3 separate regions of the Mus musculus genome follow, and regions 2 and 3 are each linked to region 1. A link is a loop called in an ENCODE intact Hi-C map of the cell type or tissue named here. Cell type or tissue: heart. All regions are shown on one strand. Each heading gives the region's core, and the rest is flanking DNA. Links, peaks and the distances in the headings are about the cores only.

Region 1 (9,927 bases), core at 685-8,684:
CCTGTCCTCATCCACCTTTGTATATAGGAGCTCTAAAGGAGCTCATACGCGCTGAACTCTTGGTACCCGACTTATTTTCCTCACGTGGCGTTCTTTAGATCAGTCACACTACGGCATACAACAGTACTTTTCAATAAATATTGATTAGCTGATTCTTCTCAGTGTTGATAAATAATTTTGGTTGATTAGAAGCTTTAAAATACAATTATAACATAAATGCCTCTTATTAAGTCCCATGGGAAGTCAGGGCTGTTTGTTGATGAATGAATGAAGGTTGGGTATGTTTTGTAGAAAGGGAATTGAGGCATCATATTTTTAAAATCAGAGAAGATATCCAAACACCTGCAACAGGTTGCTATCTGGCTCGGAGCAACCTGGGGTGGAAGCAATGGTGATGGCTAAGTGTTGTTTTCCATGGGAATGTTTCCTTAACTATACACTTATAGTTGGAAAGCAAAGCTCAAAGGGAGGCTATGGCTTGGCAAGGGGAAATGTCCATTTTTGAATTCTTTGAGCAGTAGTTCCCCATTCTCCAGGTTTCAGGGGTGATCAAGGAAGTTGAGGACAGAAGTTCCACCCAGTGCCTGTTGCAGTATAAAAAAGCTTCTTGGGGGAGTCCCAGCTCACTGGAAGAGCACCAAATGAAAACATTTTTAAAGAATCCCCTATAGCCCACAACTGCCTTCCTCAAATGTGGGTTCCCAGGCACAGAAAAGACTAGAGGCTCTGTGTTATTTGCTGTGCCTTTGGTGTTTCTTAGTGATTTGACATTCCCAGTATGCCATTAGGTGCTTTTTACTCCTCAAAACTTTCCTTTTAGTGAAGTGAGCTAAACTCACTGTTAGATAGGTACTGATCTCAGCTTTCACGAAGCCCAGATTGTTAGCAGCAGAGCAACTATAAATCTCAGGTAGTCTTCCAATGTAACTCAGGTGGCTGGCTCAAACCTTCTGAACTAAAAACTCTGGCTCCATAGCCGCCTTCTAGGGGTTAGTGTGGGACATGGGGCATGCATCATTGGATACAGCTTTACATTTTAAAACAGCTTTAGACCTTGGGACCTCAAGAAATATAGACTCTAAGACCACTGCAGTCTTTGTGGGCTATGTGGCTTTTCCACACCACCAATCCTTTGCTATAAAAGCGTTATTGAGCACCCTAACTTGGCGACTAGAGATGCAGGTAAGAAGTCCAATCAGAAGTGAGGACTGTTATATTTCTGGAAACTTTAGTGGGAAAAAAACAAAAACAAAAACAAAAACCTGTGTTGAATTAATGTTGAAAACGGGATGCTTTGCATTCGTGATCATTGGGTGGAGGAGGACTGGGCACACTGGAAAATGCCCAGGTGGCTGCTGTGTAGGCCAGGTGCTTCTGTGACCAGTTGCAAACTCATTCTGATTTGGGATATGCCCTTCCCAATTATGGATTAAGTTACTCGGGAATGGTTAGAATGAGATGCATTGCCATTAAGAAATCACCTATCTCAGGTGGTTAAAATGCCCAAGTTACGGAACCATCTTTGTTAGCCTGGAACTCAGCTTTCTCAACCCCATCAAGTGGTATGGGGCACTATCTATGCTGGGCCACTCTTTAAACGTAGATAACCACAAATAACCTGTGTTGTTATGTTGTCGTGTTCAGCATGTTGGAAACTGTTTTTCCCTTTACCCATCATGCCCTGATGTCTAGAAGGGTTGAGGCGCTAAAGCAATCTCGGAAAAATCAGAGCTTTTCTTCAGGACAGGCTCAACGCAAGTTAAGAAACCCTTTTCGTCCTTTAATGGAAATCTGTTTTCCTAAAGAGCTCCGTTTAAACCCGCCTGGAGTGGAGCTGGCAGAGACTTCAGCCAGCCTTTGGGTTCCCTTTGACCTTGATTATGACCAGGAGTGTCGCTGCTAATTGCGAGGCCTGCCTCAAGGTGGAAAATGGCATCGGTTTCCACCACCACCCAGGAGAAGCCAAGTTCTGTGGACCACGACAGCGGTTAGGTTCTTTTCAGGCCGCGTCTCGCCACCCAGAGAGCAGCGCGGAGGCCGCCTACAGGTGCAGTCCCGCCACTGCGCCCGGGCTGGAGGCTGGCGGAGCCCTCGGCGTCTCAGAAAGCCCTTCCCGAAGTCCGGGCTGAGCCCCCGGGTGCCCGCCGGCCACTCCCCCTGCTTCCCCCACGCCTCTGCCCCGGCGCGGTCTGGAAAGGACGCTGGGAGCCCCTCCGAGGCTCCACGGACATGGATTTGGGAAGGGATGGCGCGCGGCCGAGGCTTTCCCTCGAGTTTGCGGCAAGTCTGACTCCGGGAAAGTTTTTCAAAGTTCCCAGCAGAGTCTGCCCAGGTCGCCTCTGCGGGGCGAGGAGACGGCGGCGAGCGCGCCAGTCTCGCCGCCGCCAGCACAGGGCTCTGGGCTCGCTTGCTGGGAGCGGCCCGGGTTCCCGGCGGGCAGGCCCTCCTCCCCGGGGCAAAAGCCGCAGCTGACGCAGGCGGCTCCGAAGGCGGAAGCCGCCCGCCCCAACTGCTCCGGCCGTACCGCGGCGCCTACACCTGGGGCTTGCAAGGGAGCCCAGGCCGTGCACCGAGGGGGCGGTCCAGCGGAGGCGCTCTGGGCTTCTCAGAGCCATGGGCTCCTCCACGGTCCTTCCAGGTTCCTTTCTCCTGGCCCGGGCTCCCCGGGACACTGATCTGCGTGTGGGGGCCCCTCGGGCGGCCATGCCACCCGGTCCGTCCCGCAACTTCCAACCCCTTCTCAATTTCTCCCCTCCCCAACAACCCGGAGGAAAGGGGCGTGCCCAATAGATGGCACGCCCCTTATGAATATTAACAATCGCGCATGCGCCTTGTTCCGCGTGTTGAGAAGAGGTGGCCAGCCGGAGTCCCGGCTCCCAGACCGGCGCTCCGGGTCCCTTCGAGAGCCAGGCGGGCACGCGTCATTGTGTTACCTGCAGCCGGCCGGCGAGCTAGGCTCAGGTTTTTTTTTTTTTTTTCCTCCCCTCCCTCCCCGCGTTTCATGCAGCTGATCTGAAAGGGAATAAAAGGCTGCGCATAATCATAATAATAAAAGAAGGGGAGCGCGAGAGAAGGAAAGAAAGCCGAGAGGTGGAAGAGGGGGGAGCGCCTCAAAGAAGCGATCAGAATAATAAAAGGAGGCCGGGCTCTTTGCCTTCTGGAACGCGCGGCTCTTGAAAGGGCTTTTGAAAAGTAGTGTTGTTTTCCAGTCGTGCATGCTCCAATCCACGGAGTATATTAGAGCCGGGACGCGGCGGCCGCGGGGGCAGCGACGACGGCAGCCTCGGCGGGAGCACCAGCGCTAGCAGCGGCGGCGGCGTCCGGAGTGCCCGTGGCGCGCGGCGCAGCGATGCGGTCCCCACGGACGCGCGGCCGGCCCGGGCGCCCCCTGAGTCTTCTGCTCGCCCTGCTCTGTGCCCTGCGAGCCAAGGTAGGAGTCTCTCTCCCGCTCTTGCTCCCCGCGGTCCTCTCCCTTCCCTCGTGGCGTTCTGGACGGGAGCGGCTGTGGCTCCCAGTGCAAGTTCCGGAGCCCTTGAGTACAAGGCTCCCTGACCCTGACTTTTCACCCGAGAGGCAGCACCCGGTGAGGGAACGCTGGTTCCCCAGAGGGGAGCCCCTGGCCTCGAAAGATAAACTCCTCCAGGCTGGGCAAAATGCGATCATTACGTTCTCACGGTCCTTCGGGGCACTTGTCTTAGTTTTCCCGCACTTGTGTTTTTTATGCCCCCAAACCAGGTTGAGCCCTAAACCTAGTTTTTGCAAAATTATTTTCACTTGCCACCGAGGATCTTTGGCAGCCTGGGGTGTGTGTATTGGGGGTGGGGGGTGTCAAGGAGTCTCCACCTCCACCTTCAGAGAAAACTTTCTCATGCGTTGACCTTCCTTCCTCGCTGGCAGGTGTGCGGGGCCTCGGGTCAGTTTGAGCTGGAGATCCTGTCCATGCAGAACGTGAATGGAGAGCTACAGAATGGGAACTGTTGTGGTGGAGTCCGGAACCCTGGCGACCGCAAGTGCACCCGCGACGAGTGTGATACGTACTTCAAAGTGTGCCTCAAGGAGTATCAGTCCCGCGTCACTGCCGGGGGACCCTGCAGCTTCGGCTCAGGGTCTACGCCTGTCATCGGGGGTAACACCTTCAATCTCAAGGCCAGCCGTGGCAACGACCGTAATCGCATCGTACTGCCTTTCAGTTTCGCCTGGCCGGTGAGTGAGCGACACACCGACAGAGTCGAACGCGGGGCCGAGCCCTATATTGCCTTGAGAAGGATTTAATGCCACTTGAAACTTGGCACTAAGTTGAGAGGCTTTGGGGGTGGCAAGTTTGAGAGTCCAGACTACAGCTGGACCTGGACAAGATGAGACGGGCGGGTCTTCCATTCTGGGTGGTGTCTGCTTAGCGCAGCGAAATGGGGTCTCTGAAGAGCATTGCTGGGGGAAAGTACGCAAGGATGCTAATTTTATGCTTGCTACTTCCAGTTCCCACCCTCGACCAGGCGGTCATTATAGATGATTTCTTTGCTTAACTAATTAAAACTCGTAGTGCCCTGGAAGGCGACTGCGCATAGTCTGCCCTGCATACGCTGTCCAAGTTGGCACCCTCCCCTTTCCCGTGAGCCGCCCCGAGGGCGGGTGTGTCCTTCCTGCAGGGTGTGGGGGAGCAGGCTTCCCGCGGCTCTAGTGGGGAGATTTTAGTGTGTTGGAGGGGTGCTCTCCCAGCCTGAAGTGGCGGCTGCAGGAGGGGGGTTGTCTCCGGCTGGCGTCCAAGCTTTAGTCTGGGAACCTCCGCCCCCTGCCGGCCCCTTCCTCCCGCCCCCGCTCGGTGCAGCCCAGGCTGCCTTACTCCCAGCGGTTCCCCAGTTCTGGAACAGCTGTGTTTGCAAACTTCCCCGGGAAGGGCGGGCGCACTCTCTCGTCCGGAGGGCACCCGGCCTCCGCAAGCCCTTCCCGCGCCCTAGTAAGGCTTAGAAGAGGCAGCCCGCTATAAGTCGTGTTTGCGGGTGCAACTGCGTGCGCCCTCATCTCCCCCTTTTCCCTCGGAGCTGCTTGAGGCCGGCGTACCGCTGGCAGACTGCGGCAGAACCCTTGCAACATCCCAAAATGGGTGGAAGGAAGATGGGTGCGATTGCAGAAGGGGAGGAAAGGGAAATGGTGGGGGGTGTGCCCGTTGTCCAGGAGGCGTGACTCGCTGCCAGGACTGGTGCTCCGCCAAGCTTGAGCTCCGAGGGTGGGTGGTAAGAGGGGGAGATCTGTGCCCCAGAGGATTGCTTTCCGCCACGTGCTCGGATGGGGTGCGCTCTGCTGCCTCCTACCCGCGGCTTTGGGCTGTGATTTGAAACTCTGAAGAGGGGCGGGAGAGAAGCCTGTCTGGCTGTCTGTGTGTGAAGCTGAGCTGGCTCTTAATGTCTGCGTTTACAGGAGTTGGCCTTTGCTGTGGGTGCGATAAGACAGTTATCGAAAACATGCTATTAAAAAGGGTCTTATTTTGGCAGGGGACTGCCGCTGTAGGTGAAATCTCTTCAGATCTGAAGGCTGTGTCCGCTGTGGGATTTCACTTTTACAAAGAATGTTTGTCTTGTTTGTTAATCCCCTATTAGGGAGAACTTTAAGCTAAAGAGGTTGGCCACCTCTAAATCTGGCTGGGTCCATTCGAGCTTAGGGTGAGTACTGGCTGCCCTTGAGCTGTGTTTGGAGTTTCGGGAGGAAGGGGCCTGCAGGTGGTTCCACCCTCCCTAGGATCAGTCCGAGCCCCTCGCTTTTCACAAGACCATAAAAGGAATCTTATTAGTGATGTGGAAAGAACGGCAGGCCTGGCTGAGGTTTATTTTGGAGAGAGGGGTCAGGGGGAGGATGGCTTGGATGAAAGCAGACAGACTTGCTCCACAGGCTGGCTGGGGGAAAGTGACCCAGAAGTGTGGCTGTCTGCTTTTGACACCTGGAAGAGAGAGTTTCTCACCGACAAGGAGCAGAAATGGTGTGAGTGGATGGATGGAGGGTTGCCACCACTGCTGGGCTCCTACTGTTCAGTGCCTTCAGGCCCCACGGGTCACCGACCATGAAATAGACTCGGGTTTTCTAGAAAGAGGGAGCCCCACTGGGTCAGCACCGAGAATGTGGTTCTTTTTTGAAGCTGGGCCAAGTACATGGATCACTCCTAAACAAGTCTCCACACTGCTGCCCCCAAACAGGCCTCCTGCGAAACACAGGCTTTACTTCCGAAGAGAAACTCAAGTGGGGGGGGGGGGTGGGGTGGGTGTGTGTGTGTGTGTGTGTGTGTGTGTGTGTGTGTGTGTGTGTGTGTGTGTGTGTGTGTGTGTGTGTGTGTGTGTGTGTATAAACTCAAGTGGGGTGTGTATGTGTGTGTGTTGTTTTAGTTTATTTTCCTCAGTGTGGTTAGAGAACCGCTGCTGTCTGGAACTTCCAAGAATGGCTCCAGGGTGAGTCTTAGCTTCAATGAAAGCCTTAAGCTTCACAAGTGTTAGTAATGGGTCGCACAGCTTCATTCGCTTTGATAATTAACACGAGAGGCTTGTTTTTAAAACGGGCTGGGGGTGTAGCTCATCAAAATAGGTATTTGCCTACCATTCTTAAAGGTCCTGGGTTTGAATTCAAGCCCCACAAACTTAATTTTTATTTCTCCTCCTTCTTAGTTAGTTTACAGTGGAATTGGTGTGGAGATGTTGGAATTTCAGAGTAGGCCATAATTTAAAAGGCAAACAAAGCCTCCAGCCTACCTTGGCCTCATAGCCACATAAGCTGCCAACCCCTAAGCAGGCACAGTTGTCTTTTGGGCTAAGTACTCCTAAATTGGCTTACGGAGAAAGGAAACACTGTGTTTGGTAAAGCTAGTTCAGTGAAGAAAGTCATGTAATTCCTTTCTTTTGATTGCTAGTATGGCCCCTGTTCGTGGCCTATAGAGGAAGAGGAGGAAATGATCTGGTAGGATTGAAACACAGTCTACATCCCAGCTTGTGAGACGCTCTGCAGTGGACGTCCCTGCCATCTCAGTATCGCATTCGCTTATATTGCCCTTGGGCTACATCCTACTCCAGTATCAGTTGCTCTGGCCCCAGTCTTTTAGCTTTGTGCTTCTGATTGGGTTGTCATCCATGCTGTGAGGGAGCTCAACTTGCAGCAGCTAGCTTGATTTATTATTTTCCAATTTGGATACTAGGTGATAAGAGCATAGTTATGACAGGTAATTGGGCTTAACAAGAAATGATTTGGGAATAACCATTAATAAATCACCGAAATGGTTAATTTGCACCTCCCCAAACTAGCTCAAAATCCCAGTAGTGCCTGCTCATTAAAAATGCATTAGTATAATTACTTCTGTTTTTGAAAACCTCAGTCATATGGCTGCATTGGTGGCCCTAAATTTGTAATGACTTGGGGTAAAGCAACAGGGGTGTCTGGCTTTATCTTTAAATACCACTGACCCTATTCAGAGTCTTGCTGAGAGCAACTTTAATTATTTTAGGAAAAGCCAATGAAACGTGACCAATGTAGCAGAAGAGGATGCCAGCTTGAACCCGTGTCACACTTATAGCCTCAGTAACTAAATAACAGGAGTTAGAGTCAAGTTGCCATCAGGTAGTTAATCACAGAATCTAAATTGCCAGTCCTTGGGTATGATTATGCTGTCTGCTGTCTTTCCTCTAGATGTGTGTGGACACATGGAAGAGAGAGGAATAAGACTCTCTTTAAGTTAGCTTTTTTTCTGTACCTCACCTGTGTGCCGAGCATGTATGCAGACAGTGCGCTTGTGTAAGTGCTAAGCACAAGGGATGATGTGTGTATGGAGAGAACATTGTTTCTTCTTCTTGTTGTTGTTCTAAGAAACCTGCCTCAAATGTTTAAGTTGCTTTACTGGGCTTTTGGGGAACACGGAGGTAGAGTGGCTTTCAAGCACTGTAAAACAGCTGTGACCTGGAGTACTTTCTTGGTTCCTAATAGTTTTCCTTTTCCTGCAGGTATAGACCTCTCTGTGTTTTCTTCCTCCTTTTCTTGTTTCTTAGCAACTTGCTCAAACCTCCAGTACGTAAAAGAATCTGCAACCCATCAACTCCACACCCATAGCTGTGTAGGGCCTTGGAACATTTGTAGAGAATAGTGAAGGCTCAGTGCTGTTGGTAGCTGAATTGGGCAGAGGCAGAGGCAGCAGCAATGTGGTAGGGGTAAACCTCCTAGAGAGCCAGCAATCTGAATGCTGCCTAAGGTCTTTACAAGCTCTGGTACCTTCAGGGACACTTTGTACAGAGGGCAGGTGGGAAATTTACCATGGAGGGAAAAGGCGCTTTGTGAGAAAACAAGGCTAAGGCTACAAGGAGTCCTCACTTCACATGGGAGCCAGATTCGGAGTAGCCATGTTGTGGAAAGGCCTAACTTGGTTCCAGAGTGTCAGGCTTTCTATTCACATAGATTATTTCTGCGTGGACGCATAGTCTGTGGTTGTGCACACTGCCAGCTTGGTAATCCATAGTGACAAATATTCCTGAGAATTCTTCTTGGTGGAGCTTTAGAGACATACCCCTAACTAGCCCAAGGTTTTAGGATTCAAACTGTTCCCAAGTGACATTTGGCTCCAGCCCTTAAATCTACTTTAACAATAATGAGAACAAAATAAACTTTTCTTCCAAGGGCTGGAAGATGTATCTGGAGGCATGAAAGTGAGGACTCTGACAGGATGGGGAGGGAGGTGAGTCTTGGGCTCAGAAAACTGGTGTTGCTAGGTTACTGCTTGGCCCACAGCAGCCCCTTGGTCCTTACTCATAGTGTCAGTAACATCTCTCTCTGGAGCAGCATGTGGACTGGGAAGACATTCCCAGGGTGGCTCCTAGTGGTTAAAGGGGGCATGTAAATAATCAAACTGAGCCCTCTACCAGCTCAGCCTAGTTTTTATGCACTTTTGGTAAATCAGTAGAAAGGCTTCTTGTTTGGGCTTGCTCTGTGTGAACTGGACGGTTGTGCTTGGCTGGCTCCCTGGTATTCTATCTATTAACCTCACCACCCTTTTGTAACTGGTGCATTTAATTATCAGTGGGATGCCTTTCAAACAGGTAAGGGTAATGATGGGAAAGGGGTTAGGGGCCTCTCATTGAGAGCCTGCAATCTGGGTATGAGCTCTGGGGCCCCTTGGTGAGTCTTTGAGGTGGGCTTTGATGAGAAAATCACTCTTTGTGGCCAGATCACACTCTATTGACATGTCAAATCCTGCAAAAATGGTCGCTTTCTGTGGCTGGAGCCTCAGCTTGCATGCACGAGGGGAGTGGTCTTTTTTTCCACCCCTCACCTTGCCAAAACCCTAAAAGACAGGAATTGTGTGTGCCCACACATGGACTCTCTGAACTCGTTTTTTGTTTCCCATGTTTTGTGACTGGAATATTTTATACTCTGGCCACCCAGACTCAGGCAGGACAATAGAGTTGGCTGGACTGACTGAAGTGCGGATTACAGAGAAGAATGGGGCCTCTCCAGAAATACTGCTAATACAGGACAAGTGACAGGAAGCAACAGTTGAGTCAGCAGAGCGCATGCAGGGCCCCTGACAGACCTGGGGCCAGCAGGCTGTGTACAATGGCTGTGTTGGCACTCGGGACATTCTCAGGATGTGCATGCCTCTGGCGGGCCTGCCTGTCGCAGCGGTCTGGGGTTTTGGACTCCCCACGCGTGCCATTTGGATGGCGGTTTGTTTGTGTCGGTCAGCTTGGCAGGAGGGGAGGCAGCCGCTTCTTAGGGCTTGGTTTGGCTACCACTGTTGCCAGGAAAAGGAAGCTCCCAGCTGCCAACACAATCACCTTTGTTTCTTACATCCCCCCCTGTTTAATGTGGCAATTAAGTGCTTACTGCTTTGCCCAGTGCCAAGGTAACCTCCATAGAGTGGAGCAGGACAAAGAATGAACCCTAGACCAGCAGCTCAAGTGTGGAGAA
Region 2 (9,927 bases), core at 870-8,869, 100 kb after region 1:
CCTCCCTCCCTCCCTCCCTCCCTCCCTCCCTCCCTCCCTCCCTCCCTCCCTCTCTTAACCTCCCTCCTTCCTTTCCTTTGTGTATGCATGAGTGTTTGCACATGTGTGAATAAATGTGTGTATTTGTGTGTGTGTAGGCCAAAAGGACACGGCTCGTGTCATTCCTCAGGTTCTATCTATCTTGCGTTTTGAGACAGGGTCTCTCAGTGGCTTAGAACTTACCAGGTAGGCTAGTCTGACTGCTCAGTGAGCTCCAGAGATCTGCCTGTCTGTACCTTTCATGGGATTACTATTAAGTGCTTCCATGCTCAGATTCTATTTACCTGGATTGTGTGGCTCCAACCTGGCCCCTCTGGCAGGCCTTTCTTACTGAGCTCTCTCTCTAATCCTTGTTATTTCTTTCCAGTATTCTTATGAGTATAAACATTGGCCATGTGAAACTCAATGGCTAGACTTTAAAACCTTGGAAGTCCTGGCCCTAGAAGAGGAGAGGAGAGGTGACAAAGACCAGACAAGCTGGTAAACAATCCAAATACTGTTAGACATTAGAAGGCTACTGCTACAGAGAAGTAGACACGAAAACTATCCAGAAACATACAGGTTGTGGGAAGGTTTCCCCATATCCTGTCTAGTAAATTAAATTATATGCTGCCCGGATGAGAAAAGACCACGGCATTATGGCAGAGAGGGGAGAATGCTCTTTATAATCTGTCAGACCCGTGGGTCGAGAGCTTCCCAGGCTTTAGCTGGTATGTGCCAAGGAGAACGCTGTCTAGGAAGGATCTCACTTTCCCCTTCTATTTCCATCCTTCTCGCCAATCCATACAAACACATTAGCTATGTGGCAACTAGACCACTAGATAACATAAAGCCAACATGCTAGGGTACTGTGTTCCCGACATGCTGAGTTAAATCATGGCTTTCAATGGTAAGGGTTGTTCTCATCTGCTTAAAAAAGTGAAGAGTCACAGACCCTGCAGCTAGTTGTCAGCATGAGAAATGGTGGCCACTCTAATTAATGATAGCTGTCACATGGCTGAGCATGCAGGTCAGCGGTAGAGTACATGCCCAGCATGTATAAAGCACTGTTTTGATTTCCAGCATGCCTAAATAGCCCTGTCATAATCAGAAATATAATGAAGCAGATACCTAAAAGAAAAATTTTTAGTTTTGGTCCCATTTCTATTCCAATTTATGAGCTGGATGCTTTCTCCTCCATTGCTTTTCCTTCCAATTGTAGCAGACAGGAGTGCGAATCAGCTCTTCTGATTCCTCCAAGTGACTTGTCTGTAGAAAATCTAGTGATAAATCATTGTTCTGCATGGAGCTGATAATGGGCAGGCCTCTCAGCCAACTGCACAACTCCTCTGAAAACATTCTTACAAACCAGTATTTGATAACAAAAATCCTCTATGACTTGTGAAGGATTTGGTAATCCCTGTGAATTTTCTAGTTTCAAGACACATAGCAATTCAGCAGCAAAATTTCCATTTGTAAAAGTGATCTTAAGCAGATACAATGGTACGGCACTCAAATCATCATAAGAGCTTCAGAAAAAGTAACACAAACTTGCATCATCATAAGAAACCAGGCAAAGTAGTATGAGACTCATATTAAAAGCTGTAGAAAAACAACGCGGCATTACTACAAACACCATAACAGAATTGGAACTTCAGCTTGAAACTAAGCAAAAGCAACATCAATTTTGTTTCAAGAAGCCTCCATAGAGCTCAGGCTGTGAGTTCAGGGAGAAAGGGCTGTGGGCGGGAAGGCAGCAGAAGACTCCCCAGCCAGTAGGATCACTCTAATAAAGTCCACCCTGACAGCCCACATTGTCTCAGGTAGATCAATAGAAGACCAAGCACTTCATGTGTTGAAAAGAATTCTGTTTTGTTCACAGAATTCTCTTTGAGCACTTTTGTATTTGATTTTGTATAAAATGTAGCAGACAAAGCATGACAAAACTCTGCAATATCCCTCCCTATCAGGTGACTTTAGCAAGTGGGACCATTACTCTTCAGAGTTTTGTTTGCTTTCTATATATTGCAGTAAGTGGTGAGCACCATCTCCCCCACATTTGAGAAAGCAAAGCATCTTGAGTTGTCATTGCTGCTTTAGCACTTTTACAAAATGTCTAAAAGTTTAAGTTTTACAAATTGCCCATTCTTGGAAAAATAATCTCTGCTGATGCCACAGTATATTCACGAGAGGGCTTGCAGGCACTTGTTTGCATTATTGTCCTTTTTAAGGTTTTTTTTTTTTTTTTGCATGTGGATGAAAGCTTAGAAAATGTTTTGACTGAGTACATTATGGGGAGAAATATAAATAATAACCAAAGCTATTTAAACACATGTGTAAAAAGAAAACATATGCTTCCAACTAAGTTCTATGACAGACTAGGGAAATCCATTTCAATTCTTAAGTGGCTGTGAACAAAAACAATGTGTAAAAACTATGAATATTTAACAGAACAGGTAACTGAGCATATGCTGTGCTGGCTTACTATTCAGAAAACCACACAACTGACTATTTCTTCCTTTTTTCAGTTCTTCCCTTCTGTACCTTGAGAGTCAGAAACTGCCTATACACCCTCTGTCTGTGACTAGAGTATAGTACCATTCCTCCTGTGGGTGTGCACTCAGAGCTCTGCCGTAGAAGCTGACTCACATAAGGAATGATGAGAAATAGCGTATCTATCAAGGCCCTATGTTTGTTGAGATTTAGCAGTCACTGGACATATAGTCTTTTTTTTTTTTTTTAGAAAAATAGTGAAAATTAAGAGATGCAGCAGCTGCAGGGGATCATATAGGTGGTGTGCTGCAGCTGATTTGCAGTCTGTCCTGAAGATGCCGGGTTTGGGCTGAGGAAGGACTGGGCTCAGGGGAAACATGCTTCACTTCCAAAATTTATTTTAATTAGGAAATGGCTCTGTTTCCAATAGTCTAGGAAAATAAATACAAAACAAAATTCTACATGTACACATTTTTCACTCACAGGGACATCAGGGAGCAGAGCTCACAACAAGCCTGTGTCTGAAGAGCAAGGAGAAAGCTTTCTTTGGCAGGATCTCGTGTTGCATCAGGCACTAAGGGAAGGGAGGGAACATTTCTCAGACAGAGGGAAGAATAGGAAGAACTTGCTTGTTTTGGCCATGCTTGCCTTTTTCTTTTCTTGTGTGAACACCCATGGATTTTCTAACACGATGGCGATGTGCCCCATCCCCAAAGGCTGGAAAGGAGGAGGTGGGGAGGAAGCCTTGTACTCCTGCCTTGGCCATTCACACACCACACCTGGATGCCACAAAAGGATGAGCAGACAGACGCATGTGCACTTTGGCTGGAGACCTCAGCTAAGACTTCAGAGAAATATTCAACTGAAAAGCATAGTCATAGGGGAAAAAAACCCTTCAGACAGAAACCACAGAACTCAGGGAAATTTAATTTATCTTATGACATTTTCTAAAGGGCTGGGTTTCTTAGATGTTAACTAAAAGAAAAGGTTATATAGAATAGAGTAATAAGCAATAAAAAAAAATCCTACTGCTCCACACACATAAATGGACTGTTATCTATATAGCCAATTTATTGCAACAGATACTTTGGATTAGAAGATGGGCTATTTGGGTGTCTATTTTCTGTCTCAAGATGAGAGATGGGAGATATAAAGTTTAAAACAAAGATGCATATATTAATTCAAGCAGAACACTGATCCTGTACCTGGGTAATTTAAAAAGAACTATGCCTTAATAACAAGAGGGAATTTTTATTAAGAGAAAGGACAAGCAGACATGACTCTCCTTAAAGGAAACACAAGACAGCCTGTCATTAGACAGCTGTCCATCACATAGCTACTGGCATTTCACAGCTACATGACCTTTGGACAAGTTACACAACTCCAAGCCTGTTCTCAGCTTCGGGGAAAGAGTCAGGGATGATGTCTGCAGGCTGTAGTTATAGCTTAGCAGTGGGGCACTTGTGTAGTTGTAGAAAGCCTAGTTTTAATCCCCACCAATGGGAAGAAAAAGTGGCTAGAAATGCCCATTTCAGACACAACCGTGCTGGTGTCTGACCGGCTAACACTCAGTAATAGGCACTAAAAGGCAGATGCTAAAGGACTGCCAGAGGGGATGGGTAAGAGGAAAGCATTTTCTCTCCCTCTGTGCTAGGTGATTTTCCTACCCTGGAATCTTATACAGGGCAGGGTGTGGTTTTGGAAAATGAAAGGCTACTTCATGACTTGTAACTCACAGACCACCTCCACCTCTGCTGTGATGGAAGCAGACCAAAGGAAAGTCAAGAAGCAGGTGACCAATGAATAGCAACAATTCCTCTGCTTTTTCCAACACTTGTGTTCCTCCCCAGTATCTGACTGTACCAGGGCCCAGTCCTAAAATAGTGAGAGTTTTCCCACAGAAGTGGAAGCAGCATGGATAAAAGCTGAGAGGTGAGAATGCATTGTAATCTGGGGACTATAGCTTAGTTACAGTACAATGACAAACTGGTGATTAGTCAGGGGAACTCTTCAGGTGTGTTGGTCTAGGTCACTGGGGTACTTCTTTCTCCTGAGGGACTTGCTGTAAGCTCAGTGTCTCACAGACCTTCCAAAGTCTCTGAACTAGTCGACTGGCTCATCAAGAATTCTTAACAGCCAGATTTCACATTATCTCAACCTGGGGTGAAAATGTTTGGCATCTCCATACCCAGAAGGTCACTCTTGTAGCTGTCCAAGAAAAAAAAAAGACCATTGATGAGAGAGCTGGGGCTCCTCTATCAGAATTCAGCTATAAGGCTCACTTAGGTAGACCCAGCCAAGCACAACTAGCCAAAGGATGCTAAGAGAATGGTGAGATATGTGTATGTATGAAGATCTGAATAAGAATGGCAACCCCTACCAGAGATTTCCTCTCTTCTACCAGAATCCTTTGCAAAATAATGACTGGCTCGTTTGAGAACAGCACTGCTGTAAAGTCTCTGTGAGAGACAACCTCAGGGCATCAAGAGCTGGAAAGACTAATGATTAGAACAGATGGTGTCTGCAAACCACCAAAGCCCTGGAGTAGGAAGTCATGTGATGACTAGGTGGCTAAAAATACTGAGGCTATTAAAGACCAAAACTGCATAAGTCACTTGGTCATAATAAGACAATGGGTTGATAAAGGTCAATGGTCTTAAGTAATCAAAGATGAGATTTACTAAAAATTCAGTCAGGATGCAAAGTGAGGGTCAAGACCTGATGGAACTTGGAAAAGCCTGTAAGTTAAAAGATGCAAAGTATAGTCCGACCGGCCAAGTAATATGTATTTCCCTGGCAAAAGCAAAACAAACAAACAAAATAACTGGTTTCTGGAACCAAGGGATAAATGGAGGGGTGACAATCCTAGCATTCCTGGAACTCAATATGTGGACTAGACTGGACTTGAACTCAGAGATCAGCCTGCGTCTGCTTCCCAAGTGCTGGGATTAAAGGTGTGTGCCACCACCCCCTGACACTACTGAGCATTCTCAAAGTGGACAGAGCAAGGAACAAGATTGACCTGTCAAGGCAGAGCCGCTGGCAGCTCAAGCACCTCAAGAGTCAAAGTGAAGACCCCAGATCAGCTACAGGCACAAGGAATAGAAAACAAATCCAAAGGAAAAAGATAGAAATACTAACTACATGTTTCTTGCTTACCAAAGCCAGAATGGTAACTGCAATCTACACATCCCTTTTTGCTGCTTCATCTGCAAGAACCGAGATAGAAGTTTATGCTGTTTCCTACTTGTTTTATTTAAAATATGGTGGTTATAGTCCACTTCACAATTTAGTCAGTAAATTAATAAACATGAGCTATGAATGAACTAGAGAGGGTTAAAAGTATAGAACCATCACTCAGAAACCCCGTAGTAGAGTGGAGCTGAGGTTTCGAACTTTATCTATTGGAGAGGGAATATTCTATGTAGCTCGGCAGCTGTGTTAGGAGTGGGCTGACAGCTTGTTGTTACCACTTGGAAACTCAGGGAAATAGGAAATCAAGAGGAACACTTAAGTGAGTAAGCTGTACCATGCATCTACTCAACCAAAAGATTGACACCTCTCTTATTCTGATACTCGCAGGGTAAAGGCCAAATGGTTTGCCTCCATTGACTCACTGTGGTCAGAAAACAGACACAAGACATGGTTCTGAAGCACAGGGCTTGGTCATGTGCTGACCTCTCTGGCTGGGCAGCAGTTTCTGGTACTATGTCCTGGCTTTGCAGATGAACATGACTTTCATGGTAACTGGTATGTATACTCAACCTGTCCCCATGCTGTAGCAGAGGCTGTGCTTCAGAATAGTTACTGCTCGCCCTCTTAGAGATCCCATAAGCTTTAACCAAGAGCTAGATACACTCTGGCTTATGTCAAGTACAGAAGAAACTGAAAAGGAAATTAAGCTATAGGGTCTCAAGCTGAGGACTGTCAATTCTGTCTTAAAAGGCAATTCTGGCAACAGAGGCATGGATGAATTAGAAGAACAATCTGGAGGCTATAGCAGTAAGTCAAGAATTAATTATGAGGGGAGTGGCAGCAGGAAAGAAAGAGAGAAGAATGGAGGAAAGAAGGAAGGAAGAGGGGGACAAGGGAGGGATGGGTGAGGGAGGACAACCCAATACGAACCCAAACTGTAAATGTGTAGCTGTCTGTGAACACATAAAACATAAATGAAAATCGAAGAGCACAATTCTCTTGTTTGAGTTTTGGGCTGCTAGTCTGACACAAATTGAAGATGCTGCTAACACCCAACTCTGAGCATGACTAGAGGAAGATGCTGAGGTGAAGGTGGTAGGAGTTGACTGTGATATCTTTTTGAAAACTTCCTCATGTCACTAACGTATGCTGACTACCAAGATGACTTTTCAGATGACTTACATGGGATGAAGCTAGTATATTTGGTATAGTCTTCACTGACATTGTGAAGTACTTTTATATAGTCTTGGAGGAGCATATGTAGTTTTATAAAGAACAATCAAAGCGTGAATAATGTTCATCTTACTAGAGCAATGAACAAAGTTGTAAGTGTGTAGACTCGGCTTACCCAGGACGACACACTCAATCTCGTGCCATGCTGAGGCACTTTACCCTGATGTGGCCATGGAAATGTAAAGAAGGAACTGACTGTGGTGAACCTATCTACTGGGACAGTGATCCTGTGGAAGAGAGAGCCATACTGTAGCACTCATATCTTGGGAACTATGTGAGGAGAGCAAGCACTCAGAAGACAGTTCTCTGCAGCATGGTAATCTGGAAAGGTGATTCTAGGGGTGCCAGAGTCAGCCCCCCCCCCTCTGAGGGAGGAAAGAAGGCTGTTAAGTAGACTATAGCATGGCTAAGATATAATATGGTACAGATAATATAAGTAATAAATTCCAAATAACAGGTATTTAGAGGAAAGGGGGAATGAAAGAACTGGTAAAAAAAAAAAAAATGAGTTGGGACTTCATTGGCCATACAATGGAGACGCTACTAAAAATGAAGTAGGTTCTGCAGGAAATAAGGAAGGCCAGGTTCCTTAGAGCAACCCTAACCTTATGAGAAAAGCAATCACCTAAACACATATGTACTGTATTTTGTAGACCATAGACTGCCCTGCATGGTAGAGAGACAACAAAGAGTATACAGGGCAGACCTGGTCCATGGGAGGCTCACACACTGTGGAGAGGTAGATGTTTGTCAAATGGTAGGAGGATAAGTTTAGGGTACCTGTAATCTACAAACAGGGAGATTGTGCTGGGTACATTGACTAGAGAGCTGATGATAACACAGAGCAGGGAAGAAAAGGTTCTGATTTGAGTCAAGCTTTCAGAACGATGGAACTCTAGGAGAAAGGAATCAAGTCAATGGCACTTAAACAAGAGAAAGGAAAAGTGGTACTGTATGACTGGCAGCTCAGTTCCCCAGGGGTCTTCATCATAGTGATCCTGAGAATATCCTGAATGGTTTTCTACAGAGTTGCACAAAATCAAACCTGTGATTTTTTTAAGGGACGGCCTAAGTATAGAATGGACAGAATGTGGCACACTGGCCATATGAAAGGTACCATGAGGTGCCTGCTACAGTTCTCTAAGTGAGGGAGAAATATAAACTACCTCATGGCTACTGGGGAAGGGGATGGCCATGGTATAAACCTCAACAAATATGCACAGAAGTTATTGAAATGAGGGGAAGAGTCAAAATATGGGGCTACCCTGAAAATTTTACTTTCAAAAAAGTTTGTATATGTGTACATATATATCTATCTCCTGGTTTCCTCTGGTCACACAATCATCTCACTGCACTAAATACTGTATCCACTCTATTAATGGTCATCAGATGCTGCATAAGGCAAACACGGCCTGGTTTGTGGTGGTACAGTTAAAGTCCAGAGCAGGTGACAACAGAAAATCCATTTGCTGGGGAATAGAAGACAGATGGCTCAGGGGTTAAGGACTTGCTGCAAAAGCATGAGCAATGGGATTTTGATCCCTCCAACGCACGTAAATGCCAGTGGGCATAGCTGCATGCCTGGAAGGGGGCGACAGGCTATCTTTAGAGTAAGACTTGCCATATAAACAAGTGCTGGGCTCAACTGAGAAAACCTGGCAATGAATAAGTTGGAGTGGATAGTGATAATTCGTGACTTCAACCTTGAGCCTGCACAAATGTGTTTGTACACGTACAGACACATACACGTACACATTCATACATATATACACATATATCATTATCTTTAAAGTGGTCTTAGAGGCTGGGTGTGGTACATGACTGTAATTCTAGCATTTGGGAGACTATACCAAGAGGATATCAAGATTGGGGCTAGCCTGGACTCTGAACAACTCAGGGAGACCCTATTCAAAATAATAAAAAAGAAATGAAAAGAAAAAGTTATAGTTCATATAGACCACTAATAGAACATGTGCTGAGTTAATGTAACCCCACTTGTGTGCACCCATGTGTACATGCACACACACACACACACACACCCAACTCTAATCAGTCCCCAAAACAATATTAAATCAGACCCTGAAATAACAAATATATACATTATTAGAATGTCAACTGCACTTTTCTTTAGAACTAAGAGTATCAGATGCAATCCAAATTCCACCAATACATTAAGAACACTGATGTTTAATAGAATACTTAATTTATACTCATCAAAAATAGCAATGTGGACCAGGAGTAAGTCAAGGCAATCTTGAAAGACTCAGTACAAGCTATAACATATCAGGAGGCTCTAGAACCAGCACCAGTGGCAGACACTAAAGGCTACAGCAGAATGGCAAGCTCAGAAATTAAACTTCATTTCAATACCAAATGCTTATTAATAAGATTACCAAACCCATTCAATGTGGAAATCAGCCGTTTAAGCAAAGAATACTAAGAAAACTGTGGACATCCACATGAAAATGAGTTTAAATTCCATAGAACTTCTGTTTTTAGAAGAAAAATTTTAAAAAACGTTTCACAAAACAGGACTGACAATGATTTCCACAGACATAGCATCTAAGTACTAGCAACAAAAGAAAAAAGTGGTATTTTGGCTTTAGCACATTTAAGGCCACACACACACACACACACACACACACACACACACATGTATGTATGTATGTATGTATGTATGTATGTATATCTATGCCAAGGTAAGCCACCAAGAGATTAAAAAGACAAACCACAGAATTTGAGAAAATATTTGTCAATTACATAGTCAATAAGGAATGTTAATATGCATAATTTATAAAGCCCTCTAAAAACTTTCCCTCAAAAGCCCAGTTAAAAATGGACTAGGCATATAGTCATTTCTCAAAAGAAAAAAAAGATATATGAATAGCCAATGAGTACATAAAAAGATGGCCAGCATCACTATTCACCAAGGAAATAGTACCAAACCAAACCAAACCAAACCAAGACAAACAAACAAGAGCCAAAAAG
Region 3 (9,927 bases), core at 1,315-9,314, 550 kb before region 1:
AGATGACTTTTATTACACAAAAGTCCATCAAGGTAATCCACCATAAAAATAAACTGAAAGGAAAAAAATCATATGATCATCTCATTAGATGCTAAAAAAGCCTTTGACAAATTCTAATACCCCGTCATGTAAAATCTTGACAAGATCAGGGATACAAGGCTCATACCTAAACATAGCAAAAGCAAGCCAGTCAGCCAACATCACATTAAATGGAGAGAAACTTGCAGAAGTTATACTAAAATCAGTGGCAAGAAAAGGCTGCCAACTCTCTATCTAATCAATATAGTACTTGAAGTTCTACCTAGAGCCGTAAGACAACAAAAGGAAATCAAAGGGATTCAAATTGGAAAGGATGAAGTCATATATCACTATTTATGGATGATAATAGTATACATAAGCACCTCCAAAATTCTACCAGAGAACTCCTACAGCTGATAAACACCTTCAGCAAAGTGTCAGGATACAAAATTAGCTCAAATAAATCAATTGTTGTTTGTGCTCTAGACTACTCAGTTCCTGACAAGCACCAATTCCTGACACTATTAATGATTCTCTGTTATGCTTGCAGACAGGATCCTAGGATAACTCTCCTCTGAGAAGCTCCACCCAGAAGTCAAGGAAAACAAATCCAGAAACCCACAGCCAAACATTAGGCAGAGCTTCTGCAATCTTGTGGAAGAGTTTAGGAGAAGGATTGGAAGGACCCAAAGGCGATAATGACTCCATAAGAAGACCAACAGAGTCAACTAACCTGGACCTTTGGGGGCTCCCAGAGACTGAACCACTAACCAAAGAACAAGTATGGGCTGGATCTAGATGCCCTGCACATATGGAGCACATGTGCAGCTTGCTCTTCATGTGGGTGACCCTATAACTGGAGCAGAGGCTGTCCCTGAGTCTGTTGGTTGTCTGTGTAATCTATTCCCCTAACTGAGCTACCTTATCTGGCCTCAGTGGGAGAGGATGCACCTAACCTTACAGAGACTTGATACACCAGAGTTGGGGGATACCCAGCGAGCTTCCATCCTTTCAGAGGAGAAGGGGAAGAGAAATTTGAAGGACCATAGGAGGGGGAACTGGGAGGGGGCAGCAACTAGCAAGTAAAAATGAATAAATAAATACATGGAAAAATTTATTAAGTACAATTGAGTTAAAGAAAGAATGAGGAATTACAAAGATAATTCAGTTGGTAAGTATGTATCATGTAAACATGAAGACCTAAGTTCAATCTCTGTTACCTAGGAGAAAGCCAAGTGAGGTTTTCCTGTGATCCTAGCACTGAGGAGGCAAGATTCATTCCCGGGGCTCACTGGCCTGCCAGTCTAGGCAAATTGTGATCACCCAGTCTCAAAAACAGGGTACTTAGTTCCTAAAGAACAATGCTTGAGATTGACCTCAGGCTGACAAGCACTCATACATAACACACATTTAAATATGCAGGGCACATGGCTCAAGAGAACTCTTAGTGACTCACAAAGACATTATTTCCAGCTATGTGAATCTACTGAGTAGGCCTGTGTCCATGAAAGCCTCCTGGATACATAGAAAGGGACAGGGGCAAGTTAAGACAAAACAATGCAAATTATGTTCCTTAAAAATACCTAGTATATACCTAACAGTGTCATCCTACCCAGATGCCTTTAGCAGTAGGGCCACAGGCTTACTCTCAGTAGGTAGGAAAGTGTGCCTTTCTTTAGGACAGTTGCTTTCTATTTCCTTCTTTGCAAAGAGGTACTTAGTAAAATGTCTGCATCACCAACACTAAAGAACATTCACCACCTATCTGTGTCTTTCTATGTATCCTGTTGTGACAACTACAGACATAGTGCTTCTGTTATAGGTAGACCGTAATGTTGTCAAATTAATTATCACAAATTAAAAGGCATGATCCTGTCATTAGACTTGCTATAAAGAAGCACAAGTAGGCTTTGTTGACTTTTATTAAGTACAGATATAAGAGTTTTCTGTCTGGTTAAAAATATAATCATCAAAGAGACTATTTGATTGGGACACTAGCCAGTTTGTATTTAACTAAGACATTTCCCAAGAAAAGTCTTCACCAAGTGTTCATGCATCACTCCGCTGATTCTTTTTCTTGTTGGTCCTCATTGTCTATGGCACTGGCACCCTCATGTTGGAGCTGACGAAACTTTTGGTACACAGGTTCACTTACTACCCTGTATTTATAGGCAAGCCATGTTTTGGAAAATTTGAGCTTAATCATTGGCAACATCAACCAATAAAACTTGGAAAATGTTTCCCCATCACATCCAGTGTACTAGGTTCATAGATAAACAGAGTTAAAAACCTTATTGGCAAAAATTGAAAGTAATGGGGAGATTATTTATTTTAGAGTCAAGGGAATGGGAGAAAGTCGGTGAATGAATGAGTATATAGACACTGCAGAACTGGACTGACTGAAAAGCCTCAGGTGGACTGAGAAGCTCTGGACAAGAAGTGACTTGAGTGATGACACCTGTGGAAGCTTCTGGTAGGGAGAGCCACACCCCAAATATGCTGCTTCCAGAATGCAAGGGAACTACTCTCCAGATGGACTCTTTCATTTCCAAAGTGTCCTCCATCCCATGCTAAAAGAACCCTAAGCCCTCCATACCATGTGCGTACTGTATCCTCTCCTGAGGAAAGACTGGCTTTTCAACTGTTCTGATTTAAAATCAATCAATCAATTAATCATCAATCAATCTACTTCTGGAGATGCTAGTCTTCTTTCTGTTATTTCCAAGTTACCTCTACCAATCTGAATCTAATAAAGGTGACAAGTGAGTGGCTGAAATTCTGAAGTAGATGAATTTCTTACCAATGAATTATTACAGACCAAAGAAGGTGATATACCTTCTAGGTCCTCATAATATGACTTTTCCACCATACAGATAGAGTTGCCCGTGTCTGAGACAATATCAGTGCTTCTACCATGTCCGCCAGTAGCTGTGCCATCTCCTTATCCATTTGGCATGTGGTACCAGAAAGGGCCAAGTAGGGTGGAGGGAACCAGAAATTGCCTACAGCAAGATAAAGGTCATCTTTAGAAATGGCTGTTACAAGGTTCCTTTGCTTCTTCTTAAAGACAAGGGGCAAGTCTAAGGAATAGTTTGTCAAGTCTTCAAAAGTAGCCACTGGAGCTCAAACTACTTTAATGATGAGCAAAGGAATCAGCTTATAGATGATTCTTAAAAGTTTCTGCTTCTTCCTTGTTTACTTTGACAAAACAAGACAAAACTAATCAAAGGAACCAACAAAAACTCCACCAGGATCATAGTCTTAATAATGAAGTTGGCTTTAAAACTTCTAATCTGAAGAGAAAGCTAAGGTAATTGTAATATGTCATGCAAGAACTTCCAGGGAGTAAAAAACACCCATCAGCATAGGTTGATGTTGAGTTTTGTCTTCAACACCTTCCCTGTCAGGGCTTCCCACTGCTATCTTGACACCCTTCCTTCATGGAAATCAGTGGCTTCACAAGAAAAACACATCTCAGTTAGTTATCACATTTGATTAAACACCTCACCCTGAAGTGTAAATAGCTCATGGCTCCTCCTTTCACAGAGACATTTGCACCCCTTGGCTCTATGGCAGCCCTCTCAAACAGTGGAATTCGAGCTATCAGGAAAAGCCAGATAAGGTGGATATTTTGGGAAGAACGACTTCCCCCAATGGCTGTTTCTCAAACCACATCACTTTGGGACAATTATGACAGTGATTTATTGATGTTAAAAAAAAAAAAAGAAGTGGCTGCACTGTTTTTGAGTATAAAATGTCTGTGTTTATTTAGCTTAGCTTAGCTGATTTCCTGGTATATCTTTAATATACTGACAGAATTCCATAGAAGAATGTTTTTAGTTTTTCCTTCTTTTTCTATATTGCTCATTCTAAATGTCTACCTTTATGGAAGATCTTTTTTTCTTTCTTCTTCTTCTTTTTTTTTTTTACAAGAATCCTGCATTAAAAAACAAACAAACAAAAACCTCCACAGTTCTATAAATTCAAGAAATTAGTAGAAAATGCCAAAACATGAGCCAGGAAGAAGTTAAGATCAACATTTTGAAAACATAACCAAAGTAAAATACACATACATGCAGAGTTCAAAACCCATGTGATTAACTAAGAATCTCACTGACCAAAAGTACTCTGAGTTTGTCCATTTAAAAATCGCAAACTTTTCACACGTAAGCATAACACACACAGGCATGCAACATAAGCACTTCTGGACCTGTAAGTTTAAGCCACTTAAATGTAAAAATAGAAAAGTGCTGTGGTACAGAAAGCTAGTAAGTTCAACAGAACATTTACTTTCTGTGAAGCCTTTCTGTTAGCTCATTTCGATCATGTCATTGATTCATAGTGATCCAAGTTCGTCATCTTGAATACACTACCTGGCCCTCAGCTTTATGAACATAAACCCTGTGTAGATAGCACCAGAAATCCCCCAGGCAGTCGACATCCATTTGTATTCTATTCATTTCCTGAGACAGAACTACAAAGTTGTGCATAGGAAATGCAACATTTGTCCTGCACAAATGTCTTTATCTTTATTTGCCCCATTTTGGGCTATAATTTTTTTTTTAGATTACTCACAGCCAAGGGTCATATTTCCATGATGATAAATTTCATGTTACGCCTGCTGTGAGCTGATGTCAGTGCAAATTGGTGCCAGGACAGCTTCAAAATGCTGGTAAAGAGGAAGTTTCTGTATTTTATTTCTGTATTATATTGTGCTGTTTTCCTGTGAGTAGTGCCAGGGAAGACTTGGAACTGGGGCTCATTTTCTGCCTTGCTCATCTCCTCACAATAGATAAATATCTTCAACTCCCCCAACCCCAACCCCCTACTCCTGTTGGCTAGACTTCAGTCTGATGATCTGTGAGCTGACCATCAACGTTCAAGCTCTGGGTCCTAGCACCCCCTGAATCATAGCTTTCTTCATGCTGGGGAGATCTGGGCTTAGGACATTAATATGGCATCCAGAACTGTACCTGCAGTGAAGGCCATTTCTGATTATAATGAAGCTTCCTGTCTGTTATCAGCCTGTTTGGCATTGGATGTGTGTCCACTCCCAGTGACCACTGGAAGCCCAGTGTTGTAGCTCAAAGATAACATTTTGCCTTGTCTTTATTGCATTTCAGAATGGATTCAAGCTTTCTGTATTGGGTAAGTTCCATTTGGAGTCTGAGGGGAATTCCAAAGCCAGGAATGTTCTGTTTGTGAAGTCATCCCAGTAACGTGTGGAATTTTCATCACTGTGATTTTTTTTCCCCTTGCAAAATCGAAATGTTGAAGAAAATGCAGGAAACTGGCAGTTAGAATCAATTCCCCTCACAACAGCAGCAGGATATCAGTGAGAAAATATGTTCTTCAACTAGTGTAATAATTGTTGGCAATAAAGTCTGGGAAGTGCTCATGGGACACTCCATTTGATCTGGAGAGGCTGCTCTCTCAAAGAGGTCATGTTTCAAGGGCTGGTTCACATGGTGTTTTGAATCCAGAGCCCGAGTTCTGATTAAATGCATGGGATAAACAAAGATTCTAGGTTAAGCCTCACAGCCCCAAATATGTAATGCCTTTTACCTGTAGAAGTTGCATAACAAACAATGAACATATGACAGGGTGAGATACACAACATTCTTTAGTTATAAAGCCTTTTGCAAACATTAAGTTTATTACACAAAAGGGTGAGTCTCATAACTAGATGGATTGGCTCCCTATTGCTCTCCAGTTATACAAACATTGTACTTTCTGTTAGTAAGCACCTCCTTTTTGTCAGACACCATTCTATCCCTCTGGGTGCTGTGATCAAAAGTGACCAGATTTTTCTTTCTTTCTTCTTCTTCTTCTTCTTCTTCTTCTTCTTCTTCTTCTTCTTCTTCTTCTTCTTCTTCTTCTTCTTCTTCTTCTTCTTCTTCTTCTTCTTTCTGAACCATGAGGACAATGGCAGATAAACAGAAAGAAGGAGAAAGAGAAGACAAAATACAACGTGTCACTCCTAACGAGATTTAAAGCCAAGAAAGTATGTCCAAATATGAAGGAAGATATGGTAGGAGTTTTTGACTTTAGCTCTGAGAAAGTGTGCCAGTTTTCCAGGTTTGCTCAGGAACCAAGTGCCAAACAGAGCCCACAGCTAGTGGTAGTACCCTGAGCCATGCCAGCTTTGCTTCAAATCAGTTGAGAAATGACTTGTTCTCTCTTGCATAATAAGCAGGGAGCAGACTCAAAAGTAGTGCAAGATGCAAGGTCTTTTAATTAAGTTCTCCTCACTCACTTAGTGACTGCTGGATTTCAGGGATTCTCCTAGAGACAACCAGCAAGGCAGAGAGTTGGGGTGAGTGCTGTTTGCACATCTATTTCTGGTATGTTCTAATTTATGCACAAATCACGATCTAGGAATGCTTGCAATGTATTATCTCTCAGTTAATATGTAAGCATATGTTTTTATATGTATATTTTATGGTGTCTTGTGTGGTGCAGAAGATTGAAAAAAAATTACTGTGCAATGGAGCCTATATCCAAAGAACAGGATATGTAGCTCAGTGGTTTGTAGCAAAAGTAAGCAACCATGGAGATACCCTTGATCAAAAGCAGAAGCCTGTTAGCTCCTCTGTGGACCCTTTAAACATCACTCCACTTCTCTGGGAAAGAAAAACTGTTTTGCTTGTTGGTTGCTAGAGGTTCTTTATTTTCCTTTTTTTTTTTTTTTTTTTTTTTTTTTTTTTTTTTTTTTTGTCTGTTTGGTTGGTTGTTTTTGTTCTTTGTTTGTTTGTTGTTTGGTTTTTGTTTTAGTTTAAAGAGCAATCCCAGCCAGAGACAAGAGGTCTACTATCCAGACCAGCTTGGGCAAAGTAAGACTCTGTCACAAATAAAAAGTAAGCAACTAAGCAAACAACATTCCCTACCATTTTTTTTGTCACTAAAGGGTGATAAATGGCCCTTCATATCTATGCCAGCTGTGGATTGCAAAACTCATGCCCTAAGTAACCCTCTTTTTGCCCCTCATTGCCTCTGACCAGCTAAGTTATCCAAGTGATATGTACATTCTTCTTAAGGAATTATCTATAAACAGGAAAATGCATGTGTCTGGAACCTAGCTCATAAATATTCAAACTATACATGTAGTTATTGATAGAAACACTGGGTGTATTCAGAATCGGTGCAAGTGGTTTTCAGAGACCGGTGGCTCAGACACACAGTGCATGGCTCCAGTACCTCTTTTTGTGCCAGGCAAAATCCAGAATGATTCAGCTAGCCATCTAGTTTGGTCCCTGAAGCCTCTGTTTAAACTCTTTCTAAATGTAGAGTGTTATCAGTTTCCCACTCCCTCTCTTTTCCCCTCCCTCCTCTTCCTTCTGTGGACAAAACAGACTGTTATGGATTGGTGATAAGAATCAGTGTCCACTGAAAGACTTGTCAAGCCCACCACCATGGGAAGTCTTCAAAGCATACCAGGCACATTACCCTGCAGTGTAAAGGCACTACCTGTCAGTGAGGAACAGCTCATGGCTAACGATTGCCTTCTCCTAGTTTCCAGGAATAGAAGGATTTGCCTCCAGTCTCACTGAAAGCTCATTTTCTCTTTTCTTCCCTGCCGAATGCCTGGGAATATGGAGAATTTATAAGATATGGTTTTAGAAGTATAGGAGGCAGGACAATGGGCCAAATTTCTGGATTATAGCTCTGCTTGCCAATTAGGTGAATTGAACCAGAATTTAGCTCTCCTGAATACTTCTTTTTTCAAATAATTAACATGCATTACTCTATGGCTTTCTCTGATAAATGATGAATAATAGTGAGATATAAACATAATTCCCCCTTTCAGTCCTAAGAAGCTAATCAAGGCACAAATGTCTGTATTTCCTATTTTTTTCCACACAGTCTAACTAAATCTCAATTTACATATGGTAATGTTCAATACTCATTTGCTAATAAAGATGTTTACAAATGAGTCAGAAATTCATGACACGGTGTAATTAAACCTCTTGCCATAATTATACTTACACATTAAGTGCATATTTTGCATACCCATCTGTATGTTATTAATTCAAGCCTTTGCCTTCCACAACAACAAAACATCAAGTGACTTAGCAAACAAAGCAACTCCAGGCATTTTCTAAGGTATTCTTAACTCCTATGCCTAAATTTTGTGTGGACATTTTTGGTTTGCCCTTGAACATTCTGTGTTTGAGATCAGCTGCCGAGTGTCTGCAGAGCGCCAGAGTTACAGGAAAACAGAGTCACACATGGCTTGCAAAACTGGTTTGAATTACAGTAAGGTTGATATGATCCTCATTAGATAATGACATTAGAAAGCCACAGATGCCACTTCATATACATGCCCACTCTTGGTTGTCTCGATAGGATGCAAATCCTCTGACATAGCACACTTTCAAAACACTGACATGACCTTTTTCACATGAGAGCATTCAGTGTCAGGGTATTTTCTCTTCTTTTCTTTTTAAAATGTCCTTGAAAAAATGGGGAAGAAAGAAGTAAAAGACCCCTAATAAGCAGAGATGGTCAAGTAAAGAGATGATGTCTCTAGGCTTCATGTAAATTCTGGGTGATCTTGTGAAGATGCACATTGGTTCTGCAGGGTGGTGTGGTTCCCAAGTTAGAAATTTCTAGGTTGCTGCCTGATACAGGAAAAACAAGTGGACTGGAGAGAGTGGGGAGGGAGGGAAGGTGAATTGCTTTTTGTTTCCTGTCGCCTTTCATGGGAAAGTGAATTCAAGGTATGGGATTCCTGTCTTTCAAGCACCAGTCTCTCTCACATAACATGTCCCAAGTGGATTTCAAAGACTGGCCCTGTGCTTCTGCTCTCTGCTCTCATGGAAATTAACTATGATCTTGCCAGTCTGTGCTTTGAGAAAAGCACCTCTCTTTATTTTTGTGGGAATCTGCATCCCATAATAACAGTGCCTCTCAGTGGGAGCAACATGAAAGCAAATTAACCCTTTAAATTACAGGGAGGAGGCAGTAGTAAATTCAGGCCAGGTTGTAGTGGCACCCCTTTTACCTTTGCATAAGGTAAGGAATTCATAAGACTTGTAGCATCTGTGGGGAGGTGAAGCAGGGTGGGGATTGGGGATAGCTTTTGCTATCTGGAGATTCAGTTTCTCCTTCTAGTTGTCACTGAGTGAAATAAGGTTGGGTTAAGGGTACTGGAAAGACTTCTACCAGTTAGAAAATATAAAATAAAATAAAATAAATTAACCACCTGAAAAGATAGGAACTAAGTTCTGCTGAGCCCTTGTCTTGTTCCACAACTTTATTACATCGTCAATTAGAAGAAGTAAGATCTAGAGAAGTTAGAACCATTCTCAGAGGTTCTGTGTTAACTAAACAGCAGAGCTTGGGAATGTGAACTCAGCTCTCTCTGATTCTTGAAATAATGGAACTGTTTCCCAGGCTGAAGGCTCTATGCTAATTTGCAGGCAGGTCAAGTCTTTGAAATTGTGCCTGGCATGAATTGTCACATAAACAAATGAACCCCTGTGATGATTGTTGCATAAATGAATGAACATATTCATACCACTGAAATCCATGGGCTCTAGCAAAAAGCCAAAAATATTTTTTAACAGTAGTGTGCCGTGGGACAGAGGTACACGGACTGCAGCTGTGCTGTGCGTGGGAATTTCTGGTCAAGATACATGCCTTAATCTTTCCCATCGTCCTTCAGAAAGCTCTTGGTGATGCACATCTTTCAAAAGTTCGGAAAACTCAGTTTCTTCCAAAACAAGTCAGCTGAAAGGAACTTCAATGATGCTAATTGTCTGATAGTGTGACATTTTATAAGAGTTTTAAATACATCTCCTTGCAACAAAGCAGACAATGAAGGAGACTGGGTGGAAATTTCTTCCTGTAGGAAGAAAACCGAAATGGGAGCCAAGGCAATGTGAGTTAGGTACTTCAACACACACA

The links. Hi-C counts contacts between places; a loop is a spot of excess contacts. Peaks named below come from ENCODE experiments on the same cell type or tissue, not always from the same donor. Only the 100,000 strongest peaks of a DNase experiment are listed, where the experiment ranks them.
Region 2: it touches region 1 in a loop (6-fold over the local background); 5 of 42 quality-filtered maps call a loop at or near these places.
Region 3: a loop joins it to region 1, with 5 times the contacts of the local background. A loop is called at or near these places in 3 of 42 quality-filtered maps.

What each region holds. Positions count from the first base shown.
Region 1 is chr2:137,109,680-137,119,606 of GRCm38, reverse strand. Jag1 (jagged 1) reads left to right here and starts at 3,087. Exons shown (of 26, transcript NM_013822.5): 1 at 3,087-3,430; 2 at 3,898-4,203. The coding sequence starts at 3,350. In heart, for the core only: CTCF peaks have their summits at 2,045, 4,733 and 5,309; DNase peaks (open chromatin) are centred at 2,126, 2,806, 4,736, 5,206 and 3 weaker places; H3K4me3 peaks cover 5,469 bases; H3K27ac peaks cover 6,326 bases.
Region 2 is chr2:137,007,310-137,017,236 of GRCm38, reverse strand. The region is part of intron 4 of Slx4ip (SLX4 interacting protein); the gene reads right to left. Among named protein-coding and RNA genes, the nearest start is that of Jag1, 100 kb to the left of the region's middle. In heart, for the core only: no CTCF peak of the experiment used is centred there; DNase peaks (open chromatin) are centred at 3,216 and 5,026.
Region 3 is chr2:137,658,652-137,668,578 of GRCm38, reverse strand. Gm14064 (a long non-coding RNA gene) reads right to left here and starts at 5,186. Exons shown (of 6, transcript XR_866773.2): 1 at 4,992-5,186; 2 at 4,594-4,687. In heart, for the core only: no CTCF peak of the experiment used is centred there; a DNase peak (open chromatin) is centred at 5,198; H3K27ac peaks cover 4,262 bases.